2 separate regions of the Homo sapiens genome follow, and region 1 is linked to region 2. A link is an interaction called in ENCODE POLR2A ChIA-PET data of the cell type or tissue named here. Cell type or tissue: A673. All regions are shown on one strand. Links, peaks and the distances in the headings refer to the core of each region. The heading gives the core; the rest is flanking DNA.

Region 1 (5,375 bases), core at 153-5,152, 51 kb before region 2:
TTGGGGATAGGTTAAAAACCTATCCAATTGGCCAAGATTTGTAAGTTTGAAAATACCCCAAATATATGGAAAAATAGCCATTCTCAAACACTGTAGTGGGAGTATGAATTGGTCTATTCCACTCCTTTTAATGGCTGTATAATACTTCATGTGTGGATGTAGCAACATTTATTCAACCAGTCCCTGTTTATGGACATTTAGGGTTTTTTTCCTCCCAGTTTAGAATGAAAAGTGGTACCATGATGAACATCCTTGTACACACATCTTTGCATCCATGTGTAAACACATTTGTAGTAGAAATTCTTGGCAATGGAACTTCGCAGTAAATGCTGGTTTGCTATGAAAATTTTGAAAGATGTTTCCAAACTGCCTCCCGTAGGGTTACAGTCGTTTATACTCTGACCAATTGTATGTGAGCTGTGTTCCTATACCTTCTCCAGCAGCAAAAATTATAGCATTAATATTGTTTTGTTTTCATTGTTAAGTATATTTTTTAAAAGGGCAGTGGGGGCCAGGTGCGGTGGCTCACGCCTGTAATCCCAGCACTTTGGGAGGCCAAGGCGGGCGGATCACGAGGTCAGGAGATCGAGACCATCCTGGCTAACACTGTGAAACCCCATCTCTACTAAAAATACAAAAAATTAGCCAGGCGTGGTGGCAGGCGCCTGTAGTCCCAGCTACCGGGAGGCTGAGGCAGGAGAATGGCATGAACCCAGGAGGCGGAGCTTGCAGTGAGCCACGATCACACCACTGCACTCCAGCCTGGGGGACACAGTGAGACTCCGTCTCAGAAAAAAAAAAAAAGGGGGCAGTGGGGTGGAGTGGGGTGGGGTGAGTAGGGGGATTGTCAGGAAATTGCAAGTTGTGGTACAAATGTAAGACATTTTGATTTCTTCACCTTTGCCACTTACCTACCACAAGCTCCTCAGCTCATCCCCTTCCCTCCCTGGGCCTCAGTTTTCCCATCTGTGAAACAGGAGAATGAAATAAATTGATATTTTTCAAACTTACTCACCAAATGACAAAGCTGAGTGAGGTGATCTTACCTCTGTGTGTCTGGGGTGGGTGGGCGGTCACCCCTGCCCACTCTTCCCTCCTACACACCAGAGAAGCAAACACACATCGGGAGCTCCAGCCTGGCCCAGCCCACGAATTCAGGACTCTGGTCTCATTCCCAAGCTGCAGCTGAGGAAGGTTAGGAAGCCAATTCTGTTGCAAAGGTGGTCGCTTTCCTGCCATAAGTGATGTTGGACCCCAGGGCTGCCTTTCCTGGTGTCTTAAATGTGAGCCATTCAAACACCAATCTTGACCTGAACCATCTGTGGCTCCCCATCGCCTAGGGAATTAAGGCTGACTCCCTTCACTGATTCTGACCTTGAGCCTCCAGATTCTGGCTCCAGCCTCTCTCTCCATGGTCTGGCCAGACACCCAGTTTCTATCTCCTGCAAACCAAGCCTTGACCACATACCTTATCCAGGGGCTCCCCCTCCTGCTGGCCTTTGTTCACCCACAAGGTCTCCCACCCATCTCTAATGACTTCCTTTACCACCAATTGTGTGTGCCCTTCCGCATAATCTATAGTGTGCAATGAGGTGCAGGAATCAGAGGCCATAGGGTTATAACAGGGAAATCTATAAGCCTTCATCAAAGCATTCCAGCTTGGTGATTCTTAGAGAATCTAAGACAAAGCAAGCATATTCAAAATAGAGCAAGTATAATTACAATTAAGGTTGGGTAGGTATGCACGGATGAAGAAAAAGACTGGAAGGAAATATAATACACCAAAATGCCCCAGGTTTTGAGTATCTTCAAGATAATAACATTGATAGGCTGGGCACTGTGCTTCACGCCTATAATCCCAAGACTTTGGGAGGCCGAGGCGGGTGGATCACCTGAGGTCAGGAGTTCAAGACCAGCCTGACCAACATGGGGAAACCCCATCTCTACTAAAAATACAAAATTAGCCAGGCATGGTGATGCATGCCTGTAATCCCAGCTCCTCAGGAGGCTGAGGCAGGAGGATCGCTTGAACCCAGGAGGCGGAGGTTACAGTGAGCCGAGATTGTGCCACTGCCCTCCAACCTGGGCAATAAGAGAGAAACTCCGACTCAAAAAAACATTGATAATGCTGATGATGATAGCTTACTCATGTTAAACACGCCATGCCAAGGACAACGCCAAACATTTTATATGCTCTCTTTACCTAATTTTATATATTTCAAGCTCTCTGTAATTTACGTGTTTAACTTTTGTCATAAGAAAAATGTGTTGCTTTTTAGCATATTAGGGTTAAATCATGATGGATGGAGAATTATTTTCGTGCAATGAAAGGTGGGTTCTGGATAGAGATGGCTAAGGTCAGACTCCTCCCACCTTCCAGATGAGGTTCCTAAGTTTCTTGACCCCCTTTCTCTGCTGCCCCCTCCCTACACCCCTGCAGTTTTTCCTGAAAACTGGGCCCAACAGCTGGCTCTCATACACGTTGTCAGAAGAATGAAGCTAGAACCCCAGATCCCTGGAGTCTCCTCCCCTGGCCTGTTTTAGGTGGCCCAAGCTCCCACAGCCATCCGGCAGCAGGGTAGTGGTCAAGAGCCCAGACTCTGGAATTCAGACCATCCCTGACCCTGCTGTATGCCCCTATGTGAACTTGGCCAAGTGGCCCCTTCTTCTGTGCCTCAGTTTCCCCATCTGTAAAATGGCCATCATGGCAGAAGCCACCTCCTTTGTAGACCTGGGTGAGAAGGAAACAGTATGAGTTAAGAAAAGTGCTGTATCCAAGGCCTGGCACATAGTAGGCTCTCAGTACCCAGGTCCTACCATTATCATCATCATTTGTTGTTAATGTGTTGGAGGAATGCTCAGAGGCAGCAGGCAGACATTCCCCCCAAAATAAGCTCTTAGGAAGAAGCCCCCTGGACGCAGGCTCGGAAAACCAGAATGTTAAAAAGATAAATAAAGCCTCTCTGTAGCTGGACAAAGTCTGGGCGGACCAGAGGGGGCAAGGGAATTCGGCTGCGGAGAAGGATTTAAGCCCTGGACAATGGGCGCCGTCTGAACTAACCGGAGCTGCTTCTTTGAGTCGTGAGTAGAGCTATTTTCTTGTTTAAAGCCTTAAACAGCTATTAAGTTGGGCAAATCACTGGTAAAACAGCTGGAAACCTAAGTAGCAATTTAAACAGCCCATTGCCCTTCCATCCCGACATAGAATGCCGGCCGCTCGGACAGACCATCTCCAGGTCCGACTTTGTCAGGCCTAAGAGGATTGAGTGGGGGACCCTTCCCCAAGCTCTGAATGCAGCCAGGAGCTTTATTTAGCAAATCCACAATTTCCACCCCACCCCCTCCCCCTTTTTTTTTTAAGTGAGCAGACTGAACTCTAATTTTCCCTCTTTTCTCTCCCCGGTCTCCTTGAATCGGCCCATTCTTTCATTATGTGGAACTAATGAAGGCCTCGCAGAGTCCCTGCTCAGGAATAGGGCCCTTTAATAAAACATGTTTCATTGATCAACTTCAAAAAGTCTTTTAGTGGGGTTGGAGGTGGGAGAGGGAGGAGGTAGTTGGGATGGAGTGGAGCGGGGGAGGGTCTCCCAGGGCACCACTGGGGGAAGCTGAGCCTGGCGAGTGACAGCCTGGGAGCTCGGGCAGGCGTGCATAATGTCTGTTTCTTTCCTCACGATCCAAAATCCAAATCCACAATCCATTCGTTTGTTTTGTGGGCCGGTGATTCTGCAGGCGCCGGGACAGGCCTGCCTGAAGCCTCCCCATTCACCCACATGGGACGGGAAGGAGGGCTGGATTGCTTTACATTTTTTATTTTATTTTTTCTTAATCTACTCACAAATAAAACTTTTGGCCAGCTAAACAGAGCTCTGGACTTACAGCAGTCCCCCAGAGAAATATGGCCGCCAGCTTTGGGCTTCTCTAACATCCGTCCCAGCAACATCCCTCAGGCACAGTGTGACAGGGGAGGCGCCGCGGCACACAGACCGTCGGACCCCCGCCTGCCATGAATATTAAGTGAGAACCTACTATGTGCGCAGGAAGCTCTACGGATTAATTTTACTTTTATGGTTTTTTAAAAAATTGTTTGAATTGCAAAAGCAGTGAATGCCAATTACAAAGCCATTCCATGACACTGTGGGGTACACAGTAAAGCAAAAGTCCCTATTAAGGATTTTTTTTTTTTTTTTTTTTTGAGACAGTCTTGCTCTGTCGCCCAGGCTGGAGTGTAGTGACACCATTTTGGCTCACTGCAACCTCCACCTCCTGGGTTCAAGACATTCTCCTACCTCAGCCTCCCGAGTAGGTGGGATTACAGGTGCCTGCCACTGCACCCAGCTAATTTTTTTTGTATTTTTAGTAGAGACGAGGTTTCACCATGTTGGCCATGGTTGGCCAGGCTGGTCTCGAACTCCTGATAGATGATCCGCCCACCTTGGCCTCCCAAAATGCTGGGATGACAGGCATGAGCCACTGTTCCCAGCCCCTATTAGGGATCTTAATCTCACTCCCAGGAGAAAACCACTATTCACATTCAGATGTGTCGCTTTTTGAGACTTTCTTTATAAAAATACACACATACACTCACATCATACAAACAGGGTTTTTTAGTTTGTTGTGTTTTTGCAAACACAGGATCACAGGCAAATCCTGTTTCAAAACTTGCTTTTGTCACAATGTAGCAGGACCATTTTTTCAAGACACTCTTTAAATGTTGCATATTAATATTCTATAGTGGCCAGGCGCGATGGCTCACACCTGTAATCCCAGCACTTTGGGAGGCCGAGGCCGGTGGATCACCTGAGGTGAGGAGTTCGAGACCAGCCTGGCCAACATGGTGAAACCCTGTCTCTACTAAAACTACAAAAATTAGTTTGGCGTGGTGGTGAGTGCCTGTAATCCCAGCTACTGGGGAGGCTGAGGCAGGAGAATTGCTTGAACCTGGGAGGCAGAGGTTGCAGTGAGCTGAGTTCATGCACTTGCACTCCAGCCTGGGTGACAGAGCATGACTCCGTCTAAAAAAAAAAAAAAATCTATTGTGTTTGTGCCATAATTTACTCAGCCTTTCCCCTACTGGAATATATTTATGTTGTTTTCAAGTTTTCCTTGTTATCAGTGATGGTGTCCTGAACACCCTTGAACAGATATCTCTGTCCATGGGTAAGTATTTCTGTAGATTCCTGAATGGACAATTGTTGACTCAAAGGCAGCTGCATTTTGTTTTACTTTTATTTTTATATAATACATAGAGTATGGTGCATTAGGCACTCATCTTAAGTATTTAGCTGAATGCATTTTGCACGTGGATATATCTGGGTAATCCCACCCAGGCTGAGACACAGAACACTTTTCTCACCCCCAGAAAGCTCCCTTGG
Region 2 (5,375 bases), core at 220-5,219:
CATGCCTTAGTTTCCTCACTTGAAAAATGGAAGGCATAGTCCCTATCTGGTAGGGCTCTTGTGAGGATTAAATGAGATCATGGACGTGGAGCATGTAGCAGAGTGTCTGGCACCAAATATTCAACATGTAACCAGCATTCATCTGGTCACTGGCTTCCAGATGAGATGTGTTGATGTGGAGTGGTTTGATGCCTCCAAGACCTCGTGGGGACCAGTCCCCACCATGTGCGCTCCCACGGCTGTGCCTGACACGTGGAACTCTCCTTCCAGCCACTGTACTCTTACCTGTGCAGAACCACCTGTTTGTAAATACCCTGTTCTTGGCTACAGCAAGTACTCCCAGTGTCCCCAGAGCCTGACGCCAGCAGCCTGCAGACTAGCAGTGAGTCTGTGTGGGCCTTTGTCTCAACAACATTGTTTTCACAATGGATTATGTTTACACTGATTAATTTAAAAGAACTGGGTAAGGTTCCCCCCCTCCCCCGCCCCACCACCTCTGAGCACAGATTGCAACCTCACGCGGCTCTAACTTGCACACACAGCAGCCAAGAAAAGGCTCTCTCTGTTGCTCCTCTGCCTTTAGCTGAGGGCAGACCCTTCCCAACAGAGTTCTTTCTGTTCAGGCTTTCTCTTTCTCAAGACAAAACTCCAGCTCTAGAGAAGCCGGACCTTGGTTCCAACAGGCACCAACCCATCCTGACCATGTGACCTCAAGCTAGTTAACCGACTTCTTGGAGTCTCAGCTCCCTCATCCATGAAATGCTGTAAGAACTGGAGTACCTCGTACTCTAGGATCATGGGGCTTAATCAGTGTTGGCAGAAATAAATCATGCTGTAAGAGTCAGCTGGGCTTGGAGTTTGAAGATTTAGGCTCAAATTCAGGTGTCACCGCTCATGAGTTTTATAGTTCGGGACCTGTTCCTCTAGCCCACCAAGCTTCAGTTCCCCTAACTGTGAAATGGGTCAGTAATACTTGTCTCGGAGGGTCGGTGTCATGATTAAATCTGAAAGGAGATTGTGCAGAGCTTGTGTACAGATGTAAATTCTGTGCAGGTGCTGGATATTGTCATCACTTTCCAGCAAAGGCTTCAAGCTGGCAACCCACAGTCCCCATCTGGCCCACAGACATGTTTGGTTTGTCCCCATGGTGGTATCATTTGTTCTTATTAAATTATTTGTCAACACTTAAAAATTAGGGGTTATCACATTAAAAAAAATCAATATTTCTAGCATCATTCCATCTCAGCCACAGTTACCCAGCCCCTGACGTTTGCGGGACTTGGGACAGGAGTCCAGATGGAGGCCCCTATCCCACATGGCTAAAATATTAAAGTAATTAAGAAGCTCCCAAACAAGAATGACTCTGCCTCTTCTACCTTGACAAATATTCCTAACTAATGACCTAGAGGCTAGACTGGAATTTAGAAGACTGCTTGGATTTTGCGCCAGAAAGTGGTAGCATGGGCAATGCCTGCTCCCTCCCTGCCCTTCCCACCCTCGGCTCCACCCCACACCATGACGAGCCTCAGCACACCCTAATGCAAATGTGCAAGCTTTGGCCATTTACCCTGAAAGCAGCCACCTTTTGCCTAAGTCTTACTCAGGCCTAAGTGTAGTCTGATAGGCTTAGGACCCTTTTGGGGGAGTTTTAGGGTCCTAAATACCCAGCATGTAATGTGGAGTGGTAGGCGTGTGTTCCAGGTGCTCATGACTCCCCTGTGGACCCCTTACTCCATGGTGGTGGGGTCAGGGGGGTGCTGCTGCAGCCACAGGAGAGGCAGAACAGGGACCCCCAAAGTGTGGGGGCCCAGGGCAACAGCACTCTCGCTCACATCTCACTGTGGTGCTGGCAGCAGCTAGAGTGAACTACACCGCAGCTGCCTGCTTCAGAGGGGGTGTGTACTCTCTTGTTCGCCACAGTCTCCACCACTCCCTATTACTTGCATCCAGCTTTGGCCATTTAACTACCTGCTTGAAATTGTGCTGCCTGGAAATGTTTGGAATTCTTTGTGCTGCCTGACAAAGCTTCCTGCACAAGGTTTTGTCCCCAGTGGGCATTTGGTGGCTGTGAGTGGCCCACTGAGTTGTTGGAAGGTTCTCTGTCTCCGCTGCCTTGTGCATTCTTGGCTGCCTCTGGGCAGTCACTAAACCTCACCCCACAGCCCATCGCCCATCAGGAATAGTTAGGCCCGTTCGCACCTCCTCTGTTTTGTCTCAAGAAGTCTGGGTCAAGAGTCTTGTCCAGTTGTAACATTCCTCTCTGAACCACCACTGAATTCCTTAGGGATGGGGGCTGGGATAAAACCCTGATCACCTTAGAAATAAACAGGCCAGTTTGAAAAGTGTTCTGAGCTGATTAGGAGAAATGAGGCTGATGGCTTACAAGTTATTTTCTTGCCTAAGTTTTCATAGTTGAACCTTTTCTTTTCTTTCGAGTAAGCGAGGTTATTTTCCTGTGGAGATGGCCTGCCTGTGACTGTGTCCTGGAGGGTGGCCAAGTCTGTCCTCTGGGGAGCAAAGCCCTCACTCTATTTGACATCTTTATTGAGGAATTTCTCAAATATAACAGAAAATGACACCAGAGGGAATTGAAACCATGATGAGATCTTGCTCAACCCCAAATGGCTGCTTTTAGCTGTGTAATTACTTGAAATAGCAGTAGTTCTGTTTGAAAAATATTATTCCAAACTCCATGCAATTGGACAGCAGAGCAATATTTAGGCTAATAGAATAAGATTGTTTTCATCTTAAATTAAAACCAGCAGTGGATAATTTCTTCCCGTCTCCACAAAGCAAGGCTCCTCTTTCTCTAAAGCCATTAGTTCACTTAGCCAGATGTTTTCTTCGACCCCGATCTTTACCTTGACTTACTGAAAAATACGTCTCTCAAGTTGCTCACAGTTTGAATTTTGGACCTGCCTCTTGGCACTTTTTTTCCCTGTTGAAGAGAAGTCATCTGTATCCAGGTTCAGAAGCATTGATTTATTAGCCAGCTCTCTCCATTTCATTAACATTTATTGAGCACCAACCCTATGCCCAGCCTTGTGCTGGGTAGACCGTCCTACTTGAGTGAGATTCGGGAGCTTTGGTTGAGCCTCCTGTGTGCCTGGATTTGCCCGGGATGCTGTGCTCAGTTCTCTTGTTAGTGCTCACAGCATCCAAAGACATTAGTGTCTTCTTTTTACAAATGAGGAAACTGAGGCCTAGTGAGGGGAAGTGACCTACCCAAGCTCACACAGACAGTAGGTGGTAGAGCTAGGACTAGAGCCCAGGTCTGGGATTTTGCCAATTTCAGCCTGTAAGCCTGCCCTGCTGCCCACCCCCGCCCCATAGTGCCCGAACTGCACCAGCTCCGGGAGGCTGGCCAGGGCCTCCTTGTCGTAGGGTGTTAGATATGCACGCCTGTATCTATCCGTGAGTTTGGGAGTCACTGAGAGCATCCAGAAATCCCAGCACGTGCCAGGCCAGGCACAGGCAGGGAGTGTGCTGAAGGGCCAGCGGGCACCCCTTGCTCTAGAGAGCTCATACCAAGGGCGCCTCCACCCCATAGCTCGTTCAGCCTCCTTGGGCCAAGGGCAGAGCTTGTGGCCTTGTTTAGGCACCTCACATCATCCTTGAGCCACCCTTGGGACCTTGTCTTACCCCATCCAACTGTACGGAGCCCTCCGCTCCAGCACCCTCCTCTCATGGCCATTGCTTCCACAGTAGCTTGAGACCCCTCTGGCCAGGGCCCCACCAGCCTCCCCCCAACCCCATTTCTCACCCTTGCTTAGCTGTGCCCACTGGGCCAGCCTTCCCTGTACCCGCAGAGTCCTACACAAATCTGTTGACAGACTGCTACTCCCCAGCAGGGATCTGGTGAGGTCCTGCTCATCCTTCAAGCCCCAACCAAACCTCCCCTTGCTCAGAGGTCTGCTGTGACCCACGCCACACAGTTACATCTCCACTGCAGCTCTGTGTCATGGTCCTCTCTTCTTCCCCAAAAGCAGAATTTGTCTTGTTTACCTTTCTGTCTTTCTTCTTGGAACCTAGTGCAGTGTCAGATATATTGTAGGCATTTAGTAAATATTTGTAGAATAAATGAATGAATGGATTTGTCAAAATGCCTTGTAATCTAAAAACCCTCTCACCTAACAAGCCTCTGATTTTGCACCAGAAAGTGGTAGCACGGGCAATGCCTGCTCCCTCCCTGCCTTTCCCACCCTTGGCTCCACCCCATACCACGATGAGCCTCAACACACCCTAACGCAAATATGCAAGCTTTGGCCATTTACCCTGAAAGCAGCCACCTTTTGCCTAAGTCTTACTCAGGCCTAAGTGTCGTCTGATAGGCTTAGAACCATTTGAGGGGAGTTTTAGGGTCCTAAATACCCAGGATATAATGTAGAGTGGTAGGCATAGGGCAGAGGTAAAGATTAATTAGATGAGATATCTCTCGCAGGGCTCTTAGGTCCATGAGGAAGCCAGAAATATTCACAACTCTAATGAAGGGTAGAAAGTGCTATATTAGGGCCAGGCACAGTAACTCATGCCTGTAATCCCAGCACTTTGAGAGACCGAGGCGGGTGGATCACATGAGGTCAGGAGTTCGAGACCAGCCTGACCAACATGGTGAAACACCGTTTCTACTAAAAATACAAAAAAAAAAAATAGCCAGATTTGGTGGCAGGCGCCTCTAGTCCCAACCACTTGGGAGGCTGAGGCAGGAGAATCACTTGAACCCGGGGGGCAGAGGTTGCAATGAGCCGAGATTACACCACTGCACTCCAGCCTGGGCGACAGAGTGAGACTCTGTCCAAAAAAAAAAAAAAAAGTGCTACATTAGGAATAATACTAAAGCCTTCCACCTAGTATTCATCCATTTGTTTATTCCAAAAAAATTGTTCTGAGTGCCTGCTATATGCCAGACATGGTTTTCAGTGCTTACTATGGTGGTGAACAAAGGCTACAACATCTCCCTGCTTATGAACTTACATAGAGGAGAAAGACAGTGAACATGTGAACATGTAACTCAGTAACTTCAGCCAGGTCAGAGCCACTGAAAAAAATAATAAAACAAATAATGTGATACAAAGTGATGGGGGCAGGGTGACAGCATTGGGTAGGGTAGGATTCCAGTTACTATTGCTGCATAAGAAACCACCTCAATATGTATCAAGGCCAGGCTTGGTGGCTCACACCTATAATCCCAACACTTTGGGAGGCCAAGGTAGGAGGATCACTTGAGCCCAGGAGTTTGACACCAGTCTAGGCAACATAGCAAGACCCCATCTCTACAGAAATTTAAAAAATTAGCCAGGGATGGAGGTGTGCGCCAGTGGCCCCAGCTACTAAGGAGGCTGAGGTGGGAGGATTGCATGAGCCCAGGAGGTTGA

What was found. Peaks named below come from ENCODE experiments on the same cell type or tissue, not always from the same donor. Only the 100,000 strongest peaks of a DNase experiment are listed, where the experiment ranks them.
Region 1: POLR2A ChIA-PET joins it to region 2 with 7 read pairs; 2 of 35 experiments call an interaction of 5 or more read pairs at or near these places.

Annotation. Positions count from the first base shown.
Region 1 is chr22:43,361,981-43,367,355 of GRCh38, reverse strand. No RefSeq gene overlaps it. Among named protein-coding and RNA genes, the nearest start is that of SCUBE1, 21 kb to the right of the region's middle. In A673, for the core only: no CTCF peak of the experiment used is centred there; no DNase peak of the experiment used is centred there; H3K27me3 peaks cover 789 bases.
Region 2 is chr22:43,310,862-43,316,236 of GRCh38, reverse strand. All of the region lies in intron 3 of SCUBE1 (signal peptide, CUB domain and EGF like domain containing 1), which reads left to right. Among named protein-coding and RNA genes, the nearest start is that of SCUBE1, 30 kb to the left of the region's middle. RefSeq lists enhancers at 1,787-2,288, 2,955-3,534, 3,535-4,115. In A673, for the core only: no CTCF peak of the experiment used is centred there; a DNase peak (open chromatin) is centred at 2,546; H3K27me3 peaks cover 471 bases.